2 separate regions of the Homo sapiens genome follow, and region 2 is linked to region 1. A link is a contact called in ENCODE Hi-C data. All regions are on one chromosome and are shown on one strand. Each heading gives the region's core, a stretch centred on a gene start or an enhancer-like site at or near the end of the contact. The rest is flanking DNA. Distances are from core to core; before and after follow the strand shown.

Region 1 (7,910 bases), core at 3,730-6,229:
AGCAACTCCATGTATGAATATTCACACTTTAAAAAGACTGTAAGCAGCCTCACAGCAGTTAAGAATTTACCACAGGATTTTAAAAAACCTTTCATTTTCAGAGGTTTTGGGATTTATTTATTTATTTTTTTGAGATGGTTGTCTTGCTGGCCCAGGCTGGAGTACAGTAGTGTGATCTCGGCTCACTGCAATCTCTGCCTCCTGGGTTTAATTGGTTCTGCTTCCACCTCCCGAGTAGCTGAGATTACAGTCATGCACCACCAAGCCTGGCTATTTTTTTGTATTTTTAGTAGATATGGGGTTTCACCACATTGGCAAGGCTGGTCTCGAATTCCTGACCTAAAGTGATACACCCGCCTTGGCCTCCCAAAGTGCTAGGATTACAGGCATGAGCCACCATGCCCAGCCTGGTTTTGGGATTTAGAAATGACAGGTAGTGGATTGTGGACTGGTTATATTACAGGTGAGGAAATCAGGGACAGAGAAGTTAAGCAGCTTGCCACAGGTGACACAGTTGGTAGGTGGTGATGCAGACTGGAGCGACGGCTTCACCTGCTGCATGAACCTGCTCTCTGTAAGGGCTGCGAGAGAAAGGCCCAGGCCTGCTCTGAGGTTCCAGCAGGCGGGGTGTGCATCACTGAAAGCCCAGAGGTGGGAGCATTTGAGTAGCTCCTTAAATAATAGGCAAGATTTTAAGGGAAAGAGTCCGAGGTGGGAAAAGACATTCCTGGGAGAGACATCACATCATGGGCAAATGCTTGAAGTGGGATCTTTGTTTTCCAGCTCCCCTCAAAGGGTCCTCACTGCTTTTGTCCTTACTCCCTTTAGGATTCTTTTCACAGACACTATCTGAGACGGTCCTCACCGTCAAGCAGCTCCACCCAACCCCAAGAAGAGAGCCGGAAGGTCCCTGAGCTCTTTGTCTGCACCCAACAGGACATTCTGGCTTCGAGCAACAGCTCCCCCTCCAGGACCTCCCTGGGTCAGCTTAGTGAACTGACCGTAGAAAGGCAGAAAACCACTGCCAGCAGCCCTCCCCATCTGCCCAGCAAACGGCTGCCCCCATGGGACAGGGCCAGGCCGAGGGATCCCTCCGAGGACACCCCAGCAGTGGACGGCAGCACAGACACGGACAGGATGCCCTTGAAGCTCTACTTGCCTGGTGGTAATTCCAGGATGACCCAGGAGAGGCTGGAAAGAGCGTTCAAACGGCAGGGCAGCCAGCCCGCACCTGTCAGGTGAGTGTGCTATGCAAAGGTGACGGCTTTTCAAAAAGAAGCTCCACCTCTCACATGTTGTCTAGTCCCTAATGGCTCCGAAGGGAACTTCTTAGTCTCCTTGGTCTCTCAGAACAAGCCTGCGAAGTAACCGGCAAGGTAGAGTTTGTTATGGTCAACCAGGAAGAAAACTCAGCCAGAGCTCACACACCTGGAAAGCTGAAGAATGCTCTAGACAGGGGTGTCCAACCTTTTGGCTTCCCTGGGCCACATTGGAAGAACAATTGTCTTGTGCCACGCATAAAATATACTAACAATAGTTGATGAGCTAAAAAAAAATTGCAAAAAAAACTCAATGTTTTAAGAAAGTTTATGAATTTGTGTTGGGCTGCATTCAAAGCCATCCTGGGCTGCATGTGGGCTGCGGGTTGGACAAGCTTGCTTTAGCAGATGGTCCCAAAACATACCTGCAGCAACATGGCCAGGCAGACGTGGCTAAGAGTTTCTTGTGGGAAGCCAGAGATACAGTGATGAATCAGCTCCCACAAGGCTCCCTTTGGGCATTATTTCTATTTTATTTTATTTTTCATCCTATCCTTACTTTTATTCTTTACAATAAGCCTTAATGATTCCTACATTGATTGATTTCTGAATGTTAAACCAACCTTACATCCTAAGAATAAATCCCACTTGGCTATGATATATTATCTTTTTATATATCATTGGATTTGACTTATTAATATTTCGTGTAGGGGTTTTGTGTGTAGGTTTATGAAGAAGATTGGCTGGCAGATTTCCTTTCTTGCAACAGCTTTGTCAGATGCTGATACCTAGGTTATGCTAGAAGTGGTCCCTCTTTTTCTATCCCCTTGAAGAGTGAGTGTAAGATTGATGTGATTTCTTTCTTAAATATTTGGGAGAATTTACTGGAGAAATTTTCTGTGCATTAAGTTGAAAGGTGTTAAATTATGTGTTCAATTAAAAACTTTTTAATTCAAATTTCAACTTTCTTCTTGTGTAAGTTTTGGCAAGTTGTATTTTTTCAAAGAGTTTGGCCACTTTATATGTGTGTTTTAAATTTATTGGTATAAAATTGTATAATTATATTATCCTCTTATTATCACTTTGAAGTTTGTGAGATCTGTAGTTATGTCTTTGTTTCATTCCTGTGATTGGTAATTTATGTTCTTTCTCTCTTAACTAGTCTCACTGGGAATTTATCATTTGTGTAATATACTCAAAGAAAACTTTTGGCTTTATGTTTGTTTTCTATTTCATTGACCTCTGCTCTTATTTTTATTATTTTCTTCATTCTATTCTCTCTGAGTTTAATTTGCTATTATTTTCTAGTTTACTGATTCTCAGCCTTCTTCTTTTGTAATATGTTTTAAAGCTGCAAATTTCTCTGTAAGTAATGTTTTGTCTGTATTCCGTAAGTTAATACGTTACATATTCGTATAACTTAGTTAATATATTTTCTAATTCCCATCGTGGTTTCTTTTTTTTTTTTAACCCATGGGTTATTTAGGCATGTACTACTAATTTCATACATTTAGGGTTTTTTTTGTTTATATTTATATATATATTATATATATTGTTTATTTAATTGTTTATATATGTATTATTCTTTATGATTGCAATCCTTTGATATTTGCTGAGATTTCCTTCTAGTATATAGTTAAAGCCTATCTCTGATAAACAGCATGTATTTGGAACTTTAAATCCAGTCGATAATTTTTTATTCTAGTTGGAATAATTATGGCATTTATATTTTCTTTTTACTCGAATAACTTCCTTTAGTATTTTTTTTTAGCAGGTATGTTAAATTTTTTTTTCTAGTTTTTATTTGGAAATGTCTTTGGTTTGCTTTTTTTTTTTTGGAGACAGGGTCTCATTCTGTCACCTAGGATGGAGCACAGTGGCGCAATCACAACTCACTGCAGCCTTGACCTTCCACGCTCAGGCAATCCTCCCACCTTAGCTTCCTAAGTACGTGGGACCACAGATGCACTTATTTCCACACACCTGGCTAATATTTTGTATTTTTTGTAGAGACGGGGTTTTGTTATGTTGCCCAGGCTGGTTGTGAACTCCTGGGCTCAAGCCAGCCTCCCATCGTGGGCCCAGGGCAGGTATTCTCATATAATACATGGTGGGGAGGGGCTGCCCGTGGAAGAGCAGCCCACTTCTAAGAGGAAAAAGGGTAAAGCTGAGCCTAAATGCCTTTTATTTTTTATGGAATTTATCAGTCATATAATTCACACTTCCTCCGTTAGGGTGGAGTGATTAAAGAGGGGAAGAATGGCCAGGTGGGCCAGACCAGCAGAGCCTTCTTCAAACTTCTAGAAAACACTGGGAGTTGAGAAAAAGCATCCTTCAACCCAGCAATTATTATCCCCATTTCACAGATGAGGAAACTGAGGCACAGAGAATCCAAGGAACCTGACAAGGTTCTGGGTGGGTGCAGATCCAAGGGCACACAGACTGGCAAATGGAATATGGGCTGGATTTCAGCTCTCTCTCACTGCCTCAGCGAGGCGTCTTTGTGTAGTGCACATACTACACAACTCTACACAGTGCTCTTGATTTGAAACCAGGGCCAAAGTAATCCCAATGGTAAATATATCTGCATCCCCTGCCCTTCCCAACTCCCCTCCATCAGTGCCCCCTTCCCCTTGTTTTTTGTTTAATTCAGTTTGGTAAACATGGGTCTCAGTCCTAGTGTGTACCAGGTCCTGTGAGTTCTTCAAGGGGAGACACACATGTGCACATATAATTCTTCTAAAGCGTGGGAAAGTGCAGTGAGATGGCATCAGAGCTGGCCATATGCACAGAGCCAGCTCCACCGCTCTGTCCTAAGGAAGCTGGAGGAGAGGGAGCTACTTGGGGCCCTTTTTGGGCCTCCAAACATCAGGTTCAGGAAAATCCATGGAAGTCACACCTAGGGGCACAGGTGGGGTTAGGGGGCAGGTGGAGGATGCAACCTGCTGAGATGTTAGGCGGTGTGAGTATCTGTGCAGTCAGGCCCTCCTAACTCTGACACTCCTCAGATCTGACTCCGGGAGCTGAAGGGACTATTTTCTGGTTTATTTTTTGTTTTTCTTCTGTGCCCTTTGATATCAAGAGATGCTTGGAAAATATGTCACCTGGACTCCCATTGTGGGGGTTGTGGCTGTTTGGGGCCACCTGTCACTTGTCGCTGGCTTGTCAGGGCTGCCCTTGTTGGGTTCCTCTCACCATCACTCAGAACCATGGGGACTCTGGCCCTGACTGGGCAGTCCTCTAACCCTCGTCTCTCTCTCCCTCTCGCTAGAGTGCTGTGTTGCGGGCGGGGGCCTTTCTCTACACATTTGTGGCTCTTGCTGTCACCCACACACCTGACCTGAGTAGACCCTCAGGAAACTTCAGATGTAGTACGGAGCATGGGAGAGGAAATTTTTACTTACAACCCCCCAGGGCTAGGTCTTCCAAGCCTCTTGGCTCCTCAGGGGCACTTTGTGAAGGTGGGTTCTTTGGAGGCACCTCACTTGTGTTGCTCACAGCCCTCCGTTGGGGTGTGCTGGCCTGTCATTTGTCTGAGGGCCCCTCAGAGTGAGTTTCTGGACCTGCAGATGGCCACATGGACACTCCTACAGTTGGCTTTCTGCAGATTAACTCAAAACACACCATGCTGGGCATCTAGCAATAGGTGTAGGCATAGGCTGCACAAGTTCCAGCCACTTACTTGCTCAGTCAGCTTCAGAAACCTGGGTGTAACTGTGGTCATGAATTGAGAAGAGTTTTATCCTCCCTTAGGAATTCAACCCACAGCAGTTGCCACAGCACTGACATCTAAGGGTCAGGGCTGGTGAGCAAATGTGTGCCCTGTCACATGGCTTCAACCATGGAGCCGTGGGATCCAGGGGTACCAAGATATGAAGGCCTATGGTATAAATGAGGGTTCTGAGGCCCAGAGAGGGGCACAGACCTCTCCAGGGTCACACAGGCCATCAGGGTCAGGGACCAGATGACCTGACAGTATAGGCAAATAGAGGGGTGCATGTGTTTCCTGTTGCTGGTGTAGCATTACCATAAGCTTAGTGGCTTGAGGACAAACACAGATTGATGGTTCTGGAGGTCAGAGGTCTGAAGGATGTCTCACTGGTCTGCAATCCAGGTGTCAGCAGGCTGCATTCCTTCTGGAGCCTCTAGGGGAGAATCTGTTTCTTTGCCTTTTCCAGGTTTAAGAGGCCACCTGAATTCCTTGGCTCCCTTCCTTCACCTTTGAAGCCAGTGACGTTGGCTGAATCCTGCTCAGGCTGCCTTCTTTCTGCTTTTCCCCTTCCTGCTCCCTCTTCTGCTTTTGAGGACCTTTGTGATTACCTTGGACCCACCTGGTTGATCCAGAACACTCAGCATATCTCAAGGTCAGCTGATTAGCAACCTTGATTTCATCTGCAACCTTAATCCCCCCTTGCCATGTAACCGAACACATTCAGGGGGTCTGGGATTAGGATGTGGACATAGTTGAGGGAGGGGGTCATTTTTATGCCTGCCACAGAGGGCAGCTGTTTGTTGGAGCACTGTACTTTTTTTTTTTTTGTCTCACTATGGTTTTTAAAATATTCATCTACTCTCTCAATCTCCCTTCTGACCACTCTCAAAAGATTTTTTTGTGTTTTTCACATTTCCCCCTGTCTCACTGTCACATCTGTCTCTTTTTTATCTGGACCTTGTGTGGAAAAGGCAACAGGAAACCCACAGCCATGCCATCCCCAGAAGCAGCAGGCTTAGGTGAGGGGAGGATGTCTAGCTTTGGGGCCTGCTGTGGTGAGTCCATGGAGCTTAGGGTCATCATTAATTTCATGAAATGGATTTTGTCCTGGAGAAAGTGAGTATCTTCCCAGAATACAGCCTTGAAGTATGATATAGTCCATGCAATTGAAGTCTAATTTAGACTTTTAAAAAAGATTTTAAATTAAGCATTTTAAAAAGCAGGGTGGAATACATGCATCTTTAGGACTTGTTTACATTCTTAACTTCATAGACTGTCAGTGCTGGAAAGATCCTTAGAATCCAAACCCTTTATTTGGCAGGCGGGGAAAATAGAGCCCCAGAGAACAGAAAGGAAATGACTCACTTGAGCTTTTGCAGGTGTAGCAAAGTTATTTTCATAAACTCTGTTTTCCCTTGTAGTTAATGTTTAAAGCTTTCTTTTTAAATAGGCATGCTCCTCCTGTATTCACTTAAAGCCTCCATCACAGATGTCACTAACCAACATATGATGTCTTGCTCTTCATGTTACAGATCCTTTGGTTTTGGGTAGACTTGATTTCAGACTCTGAATTCCTGGAGTCATACCCTCAAAAAAAAAAAAAAGACCCTGTCAATTCACAGACATACTCATTTATTCAGTTAATTTATTCAACAACTATTTAGCAAGGACCAGCAGTATGTTAAAGATGGCTTGTACTGGCTTCGAATGCTGATTTTTAGTGCCCCTTCTTAACTTTGCATTCAGTGACATCACATTGGTAGCTTGGAATTGGTCATGTTTAGAATATTTATACCATGGAGATTGGCAAATGCAGCAAATCAAGGTCCCCATCCCTGGAGAGCCAGTTGTTAACATTTACCAGCACACCACCTGCGATGGCCTACTGTGTGCCAGACCCACCAGCCAGTCAGCTGTGAACAAAGCAGATTGAGTCCCTGCCCTCTTGGATCTTCCACTTCCAGTGAGACGAGGCAGCCCACAATAACACCAAAACAAGGAAATATATAACATATCTGAGGATTACAAGTGCTAAGGGGAAAAATAAATCATGGAAGAGTGACAGGGAGCCCTGGGGACAGAGCTGCTATTTTATAAAGAGGTAGCCAGGAAAACCTACCAGAGAGGGTTACACTTGAGAGGAGGCCAGAAAGGAGACAGGGAACTTGCACTTTGATCTCTGGACGCAAATGCCGACAGCAGTTGTGCACAGGCCCTGCAGTGGGAGCATGTTACTGATTGAGGCTGGACTACATGAGGGAGAGAGGAAAAAAAGCAAGAAAGGAAGCAAGGGCTTGGTCATGTGGGGCCTGGAAGCTGCTGAATGCATTGGCTTTTACTTTGGATACTCCCGCATCTAGGAGATATGGGAGCCTTTGGAGGTCGAGCAGAGACATGCTGTGATCTCACTTGTGTTTTAATAGGGTCCCTCTGGCTGCTGTGTTGAATAGATTCAAGTGTGGAAGGAGGAAGGCAAGTGTGGAGGCAGGGAGACCAGTTAGGCAACTGCAGTAGTAGAAGAGAGCTGGTGGTGGCTTGCATCAGGGAAATGGCAGTGAAGGTGGTGAGACATGGGCTAGAATATGGGTGTATACATACATACAGACATACATCAGCAGGGCTATGTTCTGAGAAGTGCATTTTCAGAAGCGCATCCACATCTGTGGGCCCCTGGAGGCACTGAAGGACCTGGGAGAGTTTGGGGTGCACCTGTCTCTCTCCTCGAGACTGCTGAAGTGGAAACATCATAGAGTGTACTTACACTGACCTGGATGGTGCAGCCTACTACACACCTAGGCTAAATGGCTTAGCCTGTTGCTCCTAGTATACACACCTGGACAGCATGTTGCCGTATTGAATGCTATAGGCCATTGTAACACAATGGGAAGTATTTGTTTATCTAAACACATCTAAATTTAGGAAAGGTACAGTAACAATAT
Region 2 (7,910 bases), core at 3,271-5,770, 4.0 Mb after region 1:
AGCACTTTGGGAGGCTGGGGAAGGAGGATTGCTTGAAGCCAGGAGTCCAAGACCAGCCAGGGCAACATGGCGAGACCCTGTCTCTACAAAAATAAAAATAAGTTAAACATAAATAAAAAATTCTAAATGAATTTTAAAAAGAAAGAAAAAATAATAGAAGGCTTTGGGGATCAGGGCAGCCCAAAGGGATTCCTGGAGTTTCAAACACAAAATAGACATGAGAGACTTAATCTGGATGTCAGACCAGCACTAGAAGAAAACCTGGACATTTTGAAGCCCTTAAATTCATAAAACTTTGACAGTTTCATGAACATTTGTTGAAACCTTGCCATGTCCAAGAAGGTCACCTAGGATCAGAACTTCCACCCATCTCCTCTTCTCCCCCTGTCCTTTTCTGAGGTCTACACCCCCTTTGTAGTAGGTGGTCAACTGGACACAGGACTAGGTTTATCAAAACTTGCTCTCGGGAAATAAAAATAAGACAAGAAATACAATATACACAAGAACACATGTTCTTGTACCTCAGTCTCTGAATAGCCTGTCTCTAGACTCTGTTTGATGTAAGAGTGGTTGCTTCTGAAAAAAGAACTGAGTGACTAACAATGGTTGGAGAAGGGTGCCTTTCTTAATTTTAGTTTTTATTATTTTTATTGAAGTATGAAGTTCAATCCGGTGCACGCAAGTATCAGCTGATGAATTTTCACAAACAGAAGATACCAGTGTAACTAGCACCCAAATCAAGAAATGTTACCATCTGCCTCTATGCCCCCTCCTACCAATTCCCAGTACCACCTCTTCCCCCCACCAAGAGTAAGCCCTGAGGCCCAGACAGGCTTCACCTAATTTTATATTTTATTTTTTCTTTTTATGAACAGCTTTATTAAAATATTCACATAACAATACAGTTCACCCATTAAAAGTATAAAACTGAGTGGCTTTTAATATATTCACAGATATGTATAACCATCACCAAAGTCAATTTTAAAATATTTTCATCACCTCAAAAAGAAGGCAAATACCTTTTAGCTATAACTCCCACCTCACATCCTCCGTAACCCTAGCCAACTGCCAATCTACTTCCTATGTCTATGAAATTGCCAGTTCTCCACATTTCATATAAATGGAATCATGTAATATATTATCTTTTGTGACTGGTTTATTTCACTTAACACTTTCAAGGTTCATTTTTGTTGTAGCACGTATCCATATTTCATTTTTTATGGCTAAATAATATTCTATCATATGGATATAGCACATTTTGTTTATCCGTTCATCAGTTGATGATTATTTCAGTGGTTTTTACCTTTTGGCTCTTAGGAATAAAATGCTGCTATAAACATTCATGTACAACTTTCTGTGTGGACAGTTTTTTCTCTTGGGTATGTAACTAGAAGCAGAATTGCTGGGTCATATGGTAACACTGTGGTTAGCATTCTAAGCAACTACAGTTTTATATTCCCACCAGCAGTGTACAAAGGTTTCAATTCCTCCTCATCCTCACCAACATTTGTTGTTTGGGGATTGTTCATTACAAATACATGAAACAGTGGTTACCAGAGTCAGTCAGGGTGGGAGGGAGGAATGCAGAGATTTAGGTCAAGGATACAAAGTAGCAAATACGTAGAATGATTTAATTCTTTACATAAATAGAACCTTACAGTATGTGTGCTTTTGTTTCTGACTTCTTTTGCTCAGCATTAGATTCAGGAGATTCATCAACATTGCTGCGTATAGTTGCAGACAGTTTACTATCCTTATTGAATGGTGTTCTACTGTGTGAACATACTACAGTTGCTTTTTTCATTCCACTAGTGGTGGGCATTTGGGTCATTTCCAGTTTAGGGCTACTATGAATACTGCTGCCTTGAACAGTCCAGGATACATCATTTTGTGAGCTGCTTATTTTTATTATTTGTGCTACCTGAATTTTGTATTATGTGCAGGTATTACTTTTTTTAAATGTCCTAAAAACACCTTTAAGGGCTTTTAAACTAGGATCAGAAACTTAGCTCCTTCCCTACTGACAAGCAGGCAGAAAAAAAAAATAATAGTAATAGCTAGTATTTACTGAATGCTCATTGAGCCACCTCTTTAGGGAAAAAAATCTTTTCATATATGTTTGCTTTTAATCCTCCAAATTACTCAAAGCCATAGGTATTCTCATTATGCCCATGTTAGACCTGCAGAAACTGAGACCGAAGGAGGTTAAATAACTTGTGCAAAACCATACAACTAGCAAGTAGGGAATCACAGTACAAATACAGGTCTCTGAATATAAAGCCTGTGCATTCACCCTCCAATTACACAGCCTCTGATTACACTCAGCTGGGAGTTCAGGGAGCCTGCTAGACATGGGGAGGAGAAGCTGAAATGAGAGCACCTGAAACTGCCAGCTCAGTCCAGCTCAACAGCTCGGATTGTTCTCCCCACCGCCCCCCTACTTCCTGTCCTAATTAATCAAATGCTCTTGAACATGAAAGAGAGTGAGATTGGATTTTTGTTAAGATGAAAGAAAGGAATCTGTTCCCATCTGGCACCTTCAAAACTCTCCTATTCAAGCCAGCAGGGAGCATTTATGCAACCTACATGGCAGTTTAATAATTCCCCAAGAATGCCAGGAGATTAAGCAATGTCACAACCGATCTGGATCCACCGGCACTTGAGAATAATGGAAAGAGCAGGGGTCTAAGGTCTAGGACAGGGGTCAACCAAATTTCTCTGTAAAGGCCCAGATATTAAATATTTTAGGCTTTGCAGGTCCTATGATCTCTGTGTCAACTACCCAACTCTGGCATTGTAACATGAAAGCAGCCATGAGCAAACAGGCATGGCTGTGTAACTAAAACTTCTTTTATGGCACAGATATTTGAATTTCATATAATTTTCATGTGCCTGGGCATATATTTCTTTTTTAAAAAATATTTTCTAACCAGTAAAATATGTAAAAGTTATTCTTAGTTTGAAAGCTGCACAAAAATGGAGGACAAAGTCTAGCGACCTGAATTCAAATCCTCTCTCTGCCATTTGTTATTTCTGTGGCTTTCGACATATTACTTACATTCACTAAGCTTCATTTCTCTCTTGAGAAAATGAGCAGAGCAGGTGCCATGCATTCAGGGCCTCCCTTGTGGCTGGCACTGAGCCACATGCTTTATATGCTTTACTGAATTAAATCCTACAATAACCACAAAAGGCTGAAATTATATGATTGCCTTCTTCAGATAGTTACGATGATTAAGAAATTATGTCTATAATTGTGCCTGAGCTGGCCTCCATAGTTCATTGAGTTTGATGCTTCCTGTTGTACGCAAAAATTGCCATGTTGGTTCGATGAGAGCATGCCTGCTTTTTCTACTACCTGTGGTGTTTTGAGTACCTATATTTGTATTGCACTTACAGTGAAAATTATCTAATTATATTATTCTATTTAATTACAATTGCATCAAGCTCCAATAAACAATCCAAATTTCACTGAACTGAAAGTTGAGTGCACACTTTGAATAGTCACTCCTTCTGTTAGGTTGGTGCAAAAGTAATTGCCATTACTTTTAGTAGCAAAAACAGCAATTACTTTCGCACCAACCTAATATATATGTGCACAGTAGGCAGTTTGGCTCAGGTACACTTATTCAAAACATTGCATTAAGTAAGATAATACATGTTAAATACCTAGCACACAGCCTGGGATGCAGGTGTCGGCCAGTGTTTGTTCCCCACTTCCTTAGTGACAAAGATTAGGCTTAGCTACTTTTTGGGAAAGGTGAGTGCCACCAGAAAGATGAGGCCAAGGCCTTATCAGACACACTGGAACACAGCCTTCCCAAGGAATAAATCCAGAATATTTTGTGTATGAGTTCTGGCTCTGAAGCCCAGCCTGTTCTTACACTGACCCCCCAGTTTCTGCCTTGATCAGCCACCCACTAGGCTGGGCATTGCTTCCTCTCACTCTGCTATCTAGTGACCCAACCTCGGCCCAACCCTCCAGCTTTCTTCTGGCCATGCGACTGTTCTGCTAGTCTGCTCCGCATATCTGCTCCTACCTTCCGATGCCTCCTCTGAGCTTTGGCTCCACTCCCCACTCAGCACAAACAACTTACTTTGCCCCAGTATGGGGTACAACAGCTCAGACTCTTCTAGAGGTCTAATCCTGGACACCTCGTTTGCTTTATAAGCACAATCTGGAAAGAAGAGTTTCATTGCTCAGAGCCCCTCAGGAAGCAGAAGAGGAGAGTGGTGAAGAGAGCATTCATCCTCTGGAATGACCATAACTGGTGTTTCAATCCCAGCTCCCCTCCATACTAATACTTGGGTGAGTTACTCACCAGGTCTATGCTTCAGTTTCTTCATCTGTAAAATGGAGGTTGTAAAAATATCATCTACCCCATAGGGTTATGGTGATGATTAAATTAGTTCTTCTATAGAAAGTGCCTGCAGCAGTGGTTAGCATGTGGTAGGCACTTTGTATGTGTTATCTGTTATGTCTGTTTGCTCTTACTAACATCTATATTTCTGAGTCCTAGACCTCCCCAGAGAGTGTGAAGTTCATGGTGTTTCATGGGAACAGATGTAAGCCCACTTGCTGAATCTCTCTCTGAGCTAATAATTAACAAATACATTGCACAGTAGCTTACCAGGAAAGCCTATACTGGTCTGAACAAGAAGAAACTTGCTGAACAATTCTAAAGCTCACTTCTCAATATAACAGCAGCCCTTGCTCAACATGTTGCCCATATCTTCAGTACCGTGCAGAGGTCACAGCCATCATATTCTGCCAGCTCTTCCCCTATGGGTTGAGCAACCATATGTGTCTTCCCAACCAGGACATTTTTCATTTTTAGCTTCTTGTTTTGACATAATTTCAGGTTTACAGAAAATCTTCAAGAGTAGTACAAATACCCCCATGTACCCTGTACACATATTCCTGAAATGTTAATATTTTTCATATTTGCTTTATCATTTCCTCTATCAGTCTATCTATAATACCTACCTATCTACCTATCCATCCATCTAAAAATGTCCCAGGTAATCAGCAAACCTGCTTTAAATGTCACCAATTATCCCAAGAACATCCTTTTTAGCACAAAAAACCCCGAATCATGTATTGTATTCAGTTGCCATGTACGTTTAGTGTTCTTTAACTTAGAACAGTTCCTTGGTCTTTCTTTGTATCTTATGACATCAACATTTTTAAATAGCATAGGTTAGATATTTTGTGGAGTTTCTCTCACTTTGGGTTTGTGTGATGTTTCCTTCTGAATAGATTAAGGTTATGTGCTTTTGAGAGTTATACACCAGGAATGATGCTATGTTCCTCTTAGTATATAGTATCAGCAGACACAGTATATCAATTTGTCCCATTACTAGTGATGTTATTGTCAGATTTCTCCACTGTAAAGATACTATTTTTCCTTTTGCAACTGACAAGTATTTTAAGAGTACATAGCCATCCTGATACTCCTTAAACTTTCACTCACAGCACTTACCATACAGTGTAGATTCCTGTCTGAATCAATGCTATAAAGGTTTCCAAATGATGATTTTCTAATTTCATTATTTCTTCTATACTTATTAGCAGTCTCTCTACTTTAAGGAAGAAATTTCCCTTCTCTCCCATTTTTAAATTTACATCATAGGTTCTTCTTTTATTCTGTGGGTTATAATTTGTTGCCATAGTTATTTCTTTTTATGCCTAGATTGCTGACTGGGGTCAGCAAGAGCCCTACAATTTGGTGCGTGTTTCTGTTGACATGTTTCTCAGCATTTTTGGGCATGTCCTCACTTGCCAGCACAACATGATGTTCCAGGCTTATCTTGTCCTTTTCCCAGCCCCAGGCCAGGAATCAGCCATCTCCAATGAGCCAAGTAAAACCATGGCATATTTAAGAGAAAGGGCCACAGGCATAATCATGGCGGGTATAAACTGAAACTGACCTAGAAATGCTGGGTCATATTCCCAATCTACCACTAGATGTCCTTCCACACCTCAATAGTTCTTCACAGGAAGCAGTCCTGGGGCATTTGGAAATGGTGGGATATTTGGAGTTATCACAAAGACTGGGGCAGCAGGGGTTACTTCTGGCATTTAGTAAGCACAGCCCAGGCATGCCAAATTTCCTGCACAGGACCATCTATCCTAACACAGAATTGCCCCATAAGTAGCAATCCTGTTAATAAATAGTGGCCCAATCCCTGAACTAATCTATCTTGTGTTCTAGTCTCTCAAGGATTGGCTTAGTTCTTTTCACCTTATCCGCCATCAGTTAATTTAATCACCACTGTTTCCATAGTGAGAATCTAATATATTAGACTGATCAAGTGTGTTAATCAAATATATTGGATTAGCTGGCATGCATTATAGCAAATAAAATAGCCAGTCTTCATTTTAGATCTAGTTTAAAGAAAGCCTCTACTTCTTATGTGTCAATTTTTGCAGAAAACATTATTCTAGCAAGTTGGCAAGGAGTCTAGGACTTATGTTAAGACACACCATCTCATCCCCAGTTCTTGCAGCTCTCTGTCTAGTTATTGGCCCTATTCATTGCATCAGCACCAACAACAGCTACCCAGGTTTTATAGGGCAAGCATTTTACTAAACATTTTACATAAACTATCTCATTTAACCTTCACAGTAGCCCTATAAATCAGGCATTCTTATTACAATTTTACAAAGAGCCCTGGATTCCGTGTGGTCAGTAGCAAGCCCAAGATAGCACAGCTGTCATGTAGCAGAGCCAACATTCAAAATCCCACAGTCGGGCTCCAGTAGCCATGCTGTGTACTGCCCATGCATGTAAGAACATACCCAACACAATGAAAAATAAGAAATGAAATAGAAAGGGCATGGAAAATATCAAATCATAACTGCAGAGGAAAAAAGTCAAATTTAAGCTTAGAGTTACTGCAAAGTTACTGCAACCCATCATATTTTATTTTGTGCTTCCTAGTTAGTGGCTAAAACTAAGGGCAAAACTGACTAAATATAATTTGTTGTAATCTTGAGGGAAATGCACAGCAAGATGTTTCTTGATCAAGAAAACTGATACTACGGAGCTTTATATTCAGTACTTTGATGAAACAGCACTAAAATGTCCTCAATAACATCTCTACAAAGAATCAGTGATTCTTAGACCTCTAAGAGGAGCCAGTGTGATGCCTAAACATAGGCATGTAGGCTACTTGACAGACAGACTCAGCATAGCAGTCATCATCACGTAGTAATTTCTAGCATCCTAGTAGCTTTCTCACTGGCTTTAGTTTTGAATAAATGGGATTTTTGCTAAGATCTTACATTATGCAACAGAGGCAACCACAAAGACCACCCCTAGAAAATGAAATGATCTTGGGCCCCTTCCTCCCTTACCTCCTGCTTCACACTGCATTCTTTGGGAAGCGGATGCTGAAACAGAGTCAGGTATACAAAAATCTGGGGAGAAGTCACTCCTGTGAAAGCAAAGGGAAGAAGTAAGATTGGGCTGGAGGACCCATCAGAGCCTGACATTAACCTGACAGTCTCTGGCAGCTCAGGAATCCTTTAGGATTTCCATGTTGGGTATAAATGATTAGACTCTTCTACTATAACTTAGTCATTGGTAGAGGTTGTACCAAGAATAGCATGATCCCAGCTAAAAAGCTGAGGCAAACCCTGAGGAATCTAACAGCTGGAGGATGTCAGCAAACCATATACCTCACAGCTGGACAGCAAGGTCTTTCTTGAAGGGGGATCTGAGCAGCATATCTCTATGTCTGCCTCATTTCCCTATGTACAAGCGTGTACCTGATTGCAGCAGAATGAGATGAGAAACAAATATTTTTTTGTTACAATTTACCACTTCCATCTCAGCCTGCTACCCCTTAGCTCTCCTTGGGCAAAGGGAAAAAGACATTTGAAGAGCCTGCCTCTTGGATAAGTG

What was found. Hi-C counts contacts between places; a loop is a spot of excess contacts on that map. Pooled maps may share reads with other maps.
Region 2: a loop to region 1 is called in a map with no recorded cell type, with 19 times the contacts of the local background. The contact joins the promoter of NPSR1-AS1 here to the enhancer-like site in region 1. A Hi-C loop is called at or near these places in 2 of 37 single-sample maps with no recorded cell type and 1 of 50 pooled maps.

What each region holds. Positions count from the first base shown.
Region 1 is chr7:30,790,337-30,798,246 of GRCh38, forward strand. MINDY4 (MINDY lysine 48 deubiquitinase 4) reads left to right here. Exons shown (of 18, transcript NM_032222.3): 5 at 829-1,238. It overlaps INMT-MINDY4 (INMT-MINDY4 readthrough (NMD candidate)), which reads left to right. Exons shown (of 20, transcript NR_037598.1): 7 at 829-1,238. Among named protein-coding and RNA genes, the nearest start is that of MINDY4, 23 kb to the left of the region's middle. Within about 2 kb of position 4,980, at least 7 of the 41 ENCODE cell types and tissues checked have a DNase peak (open chromatin) inside an H3K27ac peak, as active enhancers do.
Region 2 is chr7:34,753,752-34,761,661 of GRCh38, forward strand. NPSR1-AS1 (NPSR1 antisense RNA 1) reads right to left here and starts at 4,521. Exons shown (of 4, transcript NR_033665.1): 1 at 4,323-4,521. All of the region lies in intron 2 of NPSR1 (neuropeptide S receptor 1), which reads left to right.